Regions from separate parts of the Homo sapiens genome. Here region 2 is linked to region 1. A link is a loop called in an ENCODE intact Hi-C map of the cell type or tissue named here. Cell type or tissue: heart left ventricle. All regions are shown on one strand. Links, peaks and the distances in the headings refer to the core of each region. The heading gives the core; the rest is flanking DNA.

Region 1 (5,072 bases), core at 1,148-3,647:
GTCTGAATCTTCAGTATTCTCAGCCTTCAGTGTACCTGAGAATCAACTGGAGAGCTGTTTGAAGGATGCCAATTTCTGGGCCCTACTTCATACACTTTAATTCTGTGGGTCTGAGGCTCAGGAATCTGCAAGTTTTAACAACTTTGGTGATTCAGATGCAGGTGGGTGATGGACTACACTTTAAAAAACACATGGTTACTTCATTGAGTGTCAACCTCAAAAACACAAAGGTGTGTTTTTTCAAAAAGAAGAGATATGTCTGGGTGCCATGGCTCATATCTGTAATCCCAGCAACTTGGGAGGCTGAGGCAGAAGGATCGTTTGAGGCCAGGAATTTCAGACTAGCCTGGGCCACATAGTGATACTCAGTCTCTTAAAAAAAAAAAAAAAAAGGGCCAGGCGTGATGGCTCATGCCTGTAATCCCAGCACTTTGGGAGGCAGAAGTGGGTGATCACTCGAGGTTAGGAGTTTGAGACCAGCTTGGCCAACGTGGTGAAACTCCATCTCTACTAAATATACAAAAATTAGCCGGGCGTGGTGGTACACACACATAATCCCAGCTACTTGGGAAGTGGAGGCATGAGAATCACTTGAATCCGGGAGGCGGAGCTTGCAGTAAGCCAAGATCACGCCACTGCACTCCAGCCTGGGTGACAGGATGAGACTCTGTCTCAAAAACAAAAAATAACAAAACAAAAATAATTAGCCAGACATGGTGGTGCACACTTGTAGTCCCAATTACTTGGGAGGCTGTGGCATGAGGATTGCTGGAGCCCAGGAGCTTGAGGCTGCGGTAAGCCATGATCATGCCATTGTACTCCGGGCTGGTTGACATAGGAAGGGATACAATTTTAAGACTTGCAAATCTTTTTAGTTATTGATTAAAAAGAAGCAAGGTAAAGATGCTGTCTGTCCTTAGGCTTTTTTGGAAGGGGTTGTGTGGAAGCAGCTTTGACACGTGACACCAGCACTTAACGCCCTTCATCATCATCAGCAGAAGTACTCTCTCTCGTTTTTTAGCTCTGATTTGCCTTACATCTTTCTCAGGAAAGGATCGTTTACTCTCCACCCCCTTAAGTATTAGAGAAAACTCAAGGGGAGGTTTTTATGTTTTCACGATCTCTGAGGTCTCTTCACTGGTCTTGTTTATTGGTCTTGACTTCCTAACCCCGGCAGGAAGAGGGAACACTGACCCTCAGCAGCACTGGCTTTATTTTTCATGTAGAGCCTCTATGGTTGGATGTTGTCCAACATTCAGTTGTTCCCCAGGAACGGAGGAGACAACAGGTAGGTAATACCTGTGACAAAGCTGTGGACCTCCTGAGCCTCTAAGCCCCTCTCAGAGGAAGTCTTAAATCTATGAAAGAAGATCCTATCCACTGACAAAGCATCTTGTAGTTTCAAAGTATGTTTGGTGGCTTCTTTGAGCTACTTGGTTCTATTTTCACTCCTCTATCTGGGGCTAGTCAGTGATATTTCCGATAGCAATTTTTCTAAAACTCCTATCAGGCAATTTTGCCAATTTTTTTTTAAATTTTTAAAATTTAATTAATTAACTTTTTTTTTTTTTTTTTGAGACACAGTTTCGCTCTGTTGCCCAGGCTGGAGTGCAGTGGCGTGATCTCAGCTAACTGCAACCTTGCCCCCCAGGTTCAAGGGATTCTTGTGCCTCAGCCTGCCGAGTAGCTGGGATTACAGGTGCCCACCCCCACGCCCAGCTAAGTTTTTGTATTTTCAGTAGAGATAGGGTTTCTCCACGTTGGCCAGGCTGGTCTTGCACTCCTGGCCTCAAGTGATCTGCCCACCTCAGCCTCCCAAAGTGCTGCGATTACAGGTGTGAGCCACCGTACCCGGTGATTTTTGCCAATTTAAAGCCTTTGATAGTTCTCCATTGATTACAGAACAAATTCTACCCTTAATCAAGCCCCTACTCTACCTTTCCAGCCATTCCTCCTCATGCTGCCTGTGTTCCAGGCTCACCAAACTATCCTGAGGACGTTTAACTCTCTGTATACTAACTTTATTCATACGTTGTTATTAACTATACTGACAACCTGTATTTCAGACTCACCAGACTCTGTTACAGACTAACATGCCCAGCTCACGAACTGGGTGCCTGCTAAATATTTTTTCTAAAAAGTGCATATTGGCTGCTAACATGTAAAATCTCATGAGTTTTAAATATCTGGGCTGGGCGTGGCGCCTCACACCTGTAATCCTAACACTTTGGGAGGCCGAGGCGGGTGGATCACCTGAGGTCAGGAGTTCAAGACCAGCCTGGCCAACATGGTGAAAACCCGTTTCCACTAAAAATACAAAAATTAGCCAGGCATGGTGATGCACGCCTGTAATTCCAGCTACTTGGGAAGCTGAGGCAGGAGAATCACTTGAACCCGGGAGGCAGAGGTTGCAGTGAGCGGAGATTGTACCACTGCATTCCAGCCTGGGTGACAGAGCCAGACTCTGTCTCAAAAAAAAAAAAAAAAAAAAAAAATCCGTACTTTTAGTTTCTTCTGAAATACCAAAAGACGTGACAGTATTGTGACTGCATTCCTAAATGGTAATGGTCAGCTCTTGCCCTGAGACAGGATGTGTTCTATCTATAGCCATCATGGAAAAAGGTAAGGGGAAATACTGTGAAACTTTCCCCTCCTATTTCCCACAAGAGGGCAATCTAATCTCTAAGAAAGTAAAAGGGACTGGCGTTGCAAAATCTGCTATTATAGCCTGGCTTTGTTACCCCCGCAGTGGTGAAGATCTTTAGGCACCCACCTGCATTTCGTGTGCTGAATTGCCATGCCTTATGCCTTATGCCTTGTGCTGTTATTTAGTCTTTCATCGCTTCTCGGCCTTTTGGCTAAGATCAAGTGTATTTAGTCTTTCACAAATTCCTTTTTTTTTTGGTGTGGTTCCCCTCCAGGATCTATCTGGAAGGCCAGTTTGATGAAAAGGCATGCAAGAGGTGCCTGTGTGTAGCTTCTGGAGCCACCTTCAGCCTAGGTGGAGGTTGTGAAAGGTTGGCAGAGGCCTGATGAGGCAGGGTTGTTTCTAGAGAAAAGCGTGACCTATAGAAACAACCTCACAGCCTAGCATTACTTGATGGTGCTTTTTGTTGGTGCAGAATCTTGATTTCTGTCAGCACCCTGAGAGAGCAGCCCCCTGAGCTCCGCAGCGCCTCCCTTAATATTAACCTGGCTAATACAGACTGCTGTGTAAACTGAAATGCCAATTTATTTAGAATGAGACAGATCTACTGAGAGTGCCTAGAAACTCATTTTTGCTGGTCAGAGTATACTTTCTGTTTAGAAAAATTAAAAGTAAGCCAAAATATAATCACAGGTTGCTTGTCTGAGTTCTAAGCAAGGGGACTGCTGCCATTTGCACGTTCTGATGTATCCTTCTGAGATTAGGGACTGGGTGGGTTGAGCCCCTCTGCCAGGCCTCCTTATCCAGACAGTGCTTGTAGGTACCTTGCTAGAGTTGCCCATCTAACTCTGTGCCCACCGTCCCCCATATGGTTCGTGCCACATTGACATATCTTTAGATATACCAACACCACAAAGTTGATTACATTCACATGTAGCATTTTTCACTCTAGGTCCTATTTACAGTTGTCTATTACAGATTATTTTAATAATTCAGACCTAAGGATTTGGGGAGGATTAGGGGTGAGGCGCCCTAGCGCCTCTAACTGTCCCTAAAGAGATTGCAGAGGTTTCAGAAAGTAAAACTAGCTCTTAACCCCCAGATGGTAAGTGGTATAGATGAGAGAAAAAGGCTCTAAATCTTATTTTCTCTAGTTTTTCTTCTCTTTATTTGCCTTTGGTCAAAAGAAAACAAACATCTATATGCCTCATCTTTTTTCCTCTCTCATTAAAAAAAATCTATCCTTGCCGGGCGTGGTGGCTCACGCCTGTAATTCCAGCACTTTGGGAGGCCAAGGTGGGCGGATCATGAGGTCAAGAGATCGAGACCATCCTGGCCAACATGGTGAAACCCCGTCTCTACTAAAAATACAAAAATTGGCCGGGCATGGTGACCTGCGCCTGTAGTCCCAGCTACTTGGGAGGCTGAGGCAGGAGAATTGCTTGAACCTGGGAGGCAGAGGTTGCAGTGACCTGAGATTGTGCCACTGCACTCTAGCCTGGCGACAGAATGAGACTCCATCTCAAAAAAAAAAAAAAATCTATGCTTAATAATGGTAAAATTGAAATGGTTTAGTAAGAATATGGAATTTGAGAAAGAAGAGGAGGGAGGAAGAAAGAGCTGAAGTGGTTCGTAATTGGCATACTTAGATTTTGTGTTATTTAAAAACTGGATTTGGTTGTTAAAACTGGTAATTTTTTCCATCAGTTTGGGTTGAATAACATAGCCATATTCCATTAGGTAAAACTAATACTGAGTCGGTGTATCTACCCATCTATCCAAATCCTAGTTTTGACCCTACTTTCCACCAATTTGCCGATAGGATGTTGACTTAGCCTTGGGCCCTACAATTTAGGGTTTAGCTCTGGGCACACAAGAAACTTGGATGCTTATGAAAACTTTGGGTAAGTTTTATTCATGTGCTCAATTTAGGGGACAATCTGCATGTGCATCGGGCGTGTCTCTTTCAGCCATGTTTTGTTTAAGTCATCTATGGCCTTGGGGTTCCCAGTGCAAGAGATGAAGCAGGGCATGAGTGTTTAGTGACACTGTGGGGTTGTGCCCATTCTTGCCTCCCTCGTTAGAAAGTGGCAATGGGCTCAAATGCCTCAGCAGGTAGTTTGATAGGATTTGGAGAAATGGGACAGTCAGAAAATGAGTTATTTGATACTGAAGTTCAGTCACGCATGTATTTAAAAGCCTTTTTAGTGCTCTGAACTTGGCTTAGGTTTAGGGTGCTATTAGGGTAAGTAGAATACTTAACTTTTACTTTTTTAGGGAATTTAAAATCTATGCAACTGAAACATCTACATAAAACAATTAGAAAGCAATGCAGGATACTGTAGTGTAGTGAAGAGGTTAGAGACTCTGGAGTTAGACAGATGTGAACTTTTAAAAACCTTTCTGGGCCTTAGTTCCCTGATGT
Region 2 (5,072 bases), core at 1,690-4,189, 510 kb after region 1:
TGTAGGTGTATACGCATGCCTTGTTTTGAAAAATGCAACATAAACAAAAGTCTTGAATCAAAGCAGGAACTATCTAAGCTGTTCAATAATAGCATGTTGTGTTGTGCTTTCTAGAAAATAAGTGTGTAATTGCCATAAAAACTAAAGTATTGGGTTGGTGAATTGAAGGTAATAGCAAAAACTGCAATTACTTTTGCACCAACTAATATTTTAAAAATCAGCATTATAGCATCCAGGAACATTCAATGGGTTAACATACTTATTTGGTATTATTATAAAGGTATTTACTTAGTCACTGTAGATCTTTAAATTGTCCTTGGAGATGCAGATTTTCTACAATCAATACACCCCCAAAGGGATTAACTCAGTCTTAGTTTTGCTCCTTTTAAAATCTGTAGCTGTAAGATTTAACTCATTAGGGCGCAGAGGTAATATGCTAATGTGGTCATATCATGAGCTGCTTGTCTCCAGAAATCCCACTAGAATCTCAGATTGAACAGCTAAATCAACCTCTATGTTGTTTGTCTTACAAGGATCAGAATTAATACAGTTTAGCCTAATAATACAAATCCTATTGAAGAATGATGTCAAAATATATGATAGGGCATATATAAATAGTTCTTTCACAATTAAAAATATATATTACATTTTCTATCCAGATTGTTCCAGAGTTTAATGATGATGACAAGTTTTTGATTTGCTAAAGAATGACTAGAATTTAAAAGTATAGAACATATCCATGTGGATAATGTATCAGTCCATACTAAGCACTGGTTTTTAAGAAACTAATATTTCTTTATATTCTTGTTGGATTTGGAAATGCCTTCTATTTGGAGGCTTTTTTTCTTCTTCAAATTCCTAAAGAATGGGTAGTCAACCTCCGCCCCATTTTTTAAGCTTCTTGGTCAGCCTTGTATGAGATTACTGAATATATATTTTTAATACTTGAAAGTAAAATAGGGACATATCTTCTATATGTTTATAATTTCAGCATTTACATTCTACTTTTCTAATACTTTATAAGTAGAAGACAACTGATATCTTTTGTAGTATCATAATAGAGCCCTAACACCTAGACCTTTAACTTACTAGGTGGCAAAATTGTTTATTTTTGAATTTCGCATGGCATCAATATTTGATTATTTGCTGAATGACAGAATTTTGTGATTTTAATGTATTCCCTAAATTGCTTCTCAGTCTCTCACTCAGTAAAAGATCCTACCTCAAGCTGACATACACATCACTGAGACAATATGAAAATTCCCCTTTGTTTCTTATCAGTTTTGTGAGACACATGTTTTGGCTCACCTCTATAAAATATTCAAGGATGCTAATTTGAGAAAACTAAATAACAGGAACATTCTAAATTTATACTTTTTGGCTTTACTGATGTATGAATATTATCAGTTACATTATCACCGTGTGGCAGCATACATTGCAGATTTTGGAAGTTTTGTATATTCAAGATTAAGAGAGCAGGTGAATCATAAGGAGCAAAAGTCTAGTCTTTCTTATCAGCTCAAGGTTCTCGTTGATTCGAAGCTGGCCTCAAAAATGAGACAAACAAACCTGCTGGTAAATACAATCACATTGACCCATTTTTAGTGCACACCTCAATGCCACAGTGGCCAAATATCAGAATTGATCTGGTATCTTGTTGGATACATCTCAGGTTATAACATTTCCAGTGAGACCTCCCTGGAGCCAAAATGGTCTTTCATGTTTCAATGAAGAACCATCTATCGGGCTTCTAATATCTGTTAGACCCTGTGCAGGCCTTGGGGAGACAGAAAGGAATAAGGCTCAGACGCTGATTTCAAGAAATTCTCACTCTTATTAAAGTAAGTTGACATTTTTCTGAACCTCTGTCTCACCACTTTCTGCTATTTGTTTATGAAATGTCTAGAATTCTTTTTCTGTTTCCCGTTTTATAATATAGTATATACAGTAATTTTGAGCAAACCTCCTACTTGCTATACATAACACTTTTCATAGTCAAATAAAATCTTTCATTAAAAATATTACCATGGTACTTTATATTTTATAGTTTGGAGACAGATCTAGTCATAGACCACACAGCTCAAGAAGGAGTTTTAAATTATTACTCTAAGTAAAAATTTCCATTCTAAGGCCTCAGGCCCTTTCCTTTTAGCTTAGATGTCATTAGCCACCCCCATGTCTACCTTCTTCATCCCTTTCACTATTCCTGACCCAATTCCCACTGAAGCTTCTATTTTTCCAAACTTCCTTATATTCGAAATTCATCATTCATTGAACTGAATGACTTTAAGAAACTTCTGGCTATTAGGACATCTACAAAAATAAACCAATATGTTATTCACTTGCAAAGTACTTGGTAACACTAAAAATCCAGCATAAACTCAATATGCTACTAACACCAATACTGTACAATATGTCATAGAGCTAATAATTCCAGAACCATTCCTAACAATAAATACTCCTTCCAGTCCTAACATGAAAACAGATAACATTTGCTTGGTAAAGATGATAAGTTTCTCTATTGCTTATCATCTGATAAGAGTACATAAAGACCCAGCTGCAGATGGACGTAAGAACACAAATAAAAACACGTAAGAACACAAATTTAATTATTTGTACGTTCCTTTAATTCTTTTCTTTTATCTGGATCTGTAAGCCACAAAATGTTCTCCATAAACCCAATCACAAAAGCATGCCTCAAACCGGCTACCTCTGGTTCTCACAAAGACCCCCAACGGGTGCAGGACTTACTTGCTGCTCAGGCAGCGCCTCAGAGAGTAGGAGGCCCCACCCCCGCAGGTGCGTGAGCATTCACTCCATGGGCCCCAGGCATCCCATAGGCCGTCCCGGTCCTCCTCGGAGCGTGCGGTCCTGGAACTCTGTGAGAAACAAAAGAATGGTCAGCATCATATCCCCCATGGAACCCTGAAACATGTGTTCTAAAATGTGACTGGCCTGTACGTGTGTGTACATGGTGGCTTTGCTAGGAATGAAAACGCGCAATCAGATTCTCGGATTCTTTTCCATTTCATAATGCCTATATGTTCAGGGGGAGGGATATTTAAATTTAAGGGCCCTGGGCAATGACTGAAGTGGGCACGAAGTTGTACAAATGGAACAAATGGAAAAGGAAGCCAGAAACAGGAATTTGGGTTAGAAGACAATCAATTGCATTGAAGTCACAATTTTGCTCAGGGTTCATGAGTGTACTCTTCATCTCTTAGTGAAAGGAAAGAAGCTGCTCTCAGAGGTATTTCTGTCCTGAGAAGCTTGGCATGTGCACACTAAACTGCTTCCCAAAATCTAACAATATTTTATACCATCGACAATTTTTTAATAAAGCAACTGCATTCCTAGTTTTCAGATGTGCTCGTTGGAATAACTATACAAATAACTTTAGCAATGCACGGATTGCCTCTTGACAAATAGACTTGCTGGTTATTTACAGGCTTTCTAGGAAAATTTCCATATACTGTAAGAATACTTGTGGTTATGTACAGGTCTCAATGCTGTACTTCACATTCAAGAAAAAGATAAAATGTGTGCTATAGTTAAGAGAACAGGCTCTGGAGTTACAAATTATCTGAGTTTGGGTACAAGTTCTATTTTTTATTACGAGTCCTTGAACAAGTAACTTACCACCTTCCTATGCCCCAATTTCCCTTTTTACAAATTGGGGTAATATTATAACCATGCTACTGCACACACACACACACACACACACACATGCATGCACATATTATATAGGAAGATCAGCAAAATGAACTTAGCCCACCTAGAACTAGTGCCGGAGCAGAGTGCTAATTTTTATTTTGTAGTAATGGGATCCTTTATCAATCAGTTGCTATGGGGTGCGGTTATTAAACTGACTACTCCTTTGAACTTTTAAAACCTGTACTTGAACTTTTAAAACCTGGCCTTAGGATGTTATACAAATGGTTTTCCAACTGGTACATGCTATACTTAGTTTCCTGAATCATTGGAAAGGGAGATGAGATAGCACAGTGATTAGGAGCAGGAACTGTGGATCTACCCAGCCTGGGGTGGAATACTGGCTTTAGAGCTTCCTAGCTCTATAAACTTGGGCACCTACACAATCTCATATGCTTTAGTTTTCTTATCATAAGATGGAGATAATAAAGATACTACAACAATGAATGAATCAATGAATCTTTTTGAGCAGTGAAAGAGTTGATACATAAAAAGCACATAAAGTGGAAATAACCCAAATGTCCATGAGTGGATGAATATGTAAACAAAATGTGGTATATATATATATATATATACACAATGGAATACTATTCAGCCTTAAAAAGGAAGAAAATTTAGATGCAGGTTCAACATGAATGAAACTTAAAGACATGACACGAAGTGAAATAAGTCAGACATGAAAGAACAAATATTGCATGATTCCACTTACTGAGGTATCTAGAATAGTCAAATTCATAGACACAGAAATGTCTGTGTCTGTGTCTAGAATGGGGGGCACTGGGAGAGAGGGGAATGGGGAGTTGTTTTATGGATGCAGAATTTCAGTTAGGGAAGATGAAAAAGTTCTGGAGATGGATGGTAGTGATGATTGCAAAACAATGTGAATGTATTTAATGTATAGTTCAGTGTATAAATATATATACTTAAAAATAGTTAAAATGTTAAATTTTGTGTTAGTACATTTCACTGGCACAAAAACAAATATAAACATACATTTTTAAAAGTACATAGGGCCTAAATAATAAACACTACATTGTATAAGCATTTGTTGCTATTATTATTTAACATTATTTATTAATTATTATTAATATGTATAAACATATATGGGCTCTGAAAGTTTACAGGAGGTACACTGATAAGGCACCAGGCTTTTTGCTTTGAGTTTAGTTGAGACACCGTGCTTGTAAAGTATCATCTCCCTGAAATCCCTGACTTTCCCACAGTACGACCTTGCAGCCTCTTGTCATATTGCATCTGCCTGGTGATGTAATCTGCTAGCAGTTTTATGTTCCTATAAAATGTGGCAAAGCATGGATAACGGAGCCACCTTGGTAACCCCAAAATCTGTACTTTTGAAAGGA

What was found. A loop is a pair of places that touch in the nucleus more often than their neighbours do. Peaks named below come from ENCODE experiments on the same cell type or tissue, not always from the same donor. Only the 100,000 strongest peaks of a DNase experiment are listed, where the experiment ranks them.
Region 2: it touches region 1 in a loop (3-fold over the local background); 3 of 110 quality-filtered maps call a loop at or near these places.

The regions. Positions count from the first base shown.
Region 1 is chr9:19,010,964-19,016,035 of GRCh38, reverse strand. The region is part of intron 1 of SAXO1 (stabilizer of axonemal microtubules 1); the gene reads left to right. Among named protein-coding and RNA genes, the nearest start is that of SAXO1, 20 kb to the left of the region's middle. In heart left ventricle, for the core only: a CTCF peak has its summit at 2,657 (motif pointing right); no DNase peak of the experiment used is centred there.
Region 2 is chr9:18,502,636-18,507,707 of GRCh38, reverse strand. ADAMTSL1 (ADAMTS like 1) reads right to left here. Exons shown (of 29, transcript NM_001040272.6): 2 at 2,752-2,879. Among named protein-coding and RNA genes, the nearest start is that of ADAMTSL1, 31 kb to the right of the region's middle. In heart left ventricle, for the core only: no CTCF peak of the experiment used is centred there; no DNase peak of the experiment used is centred there.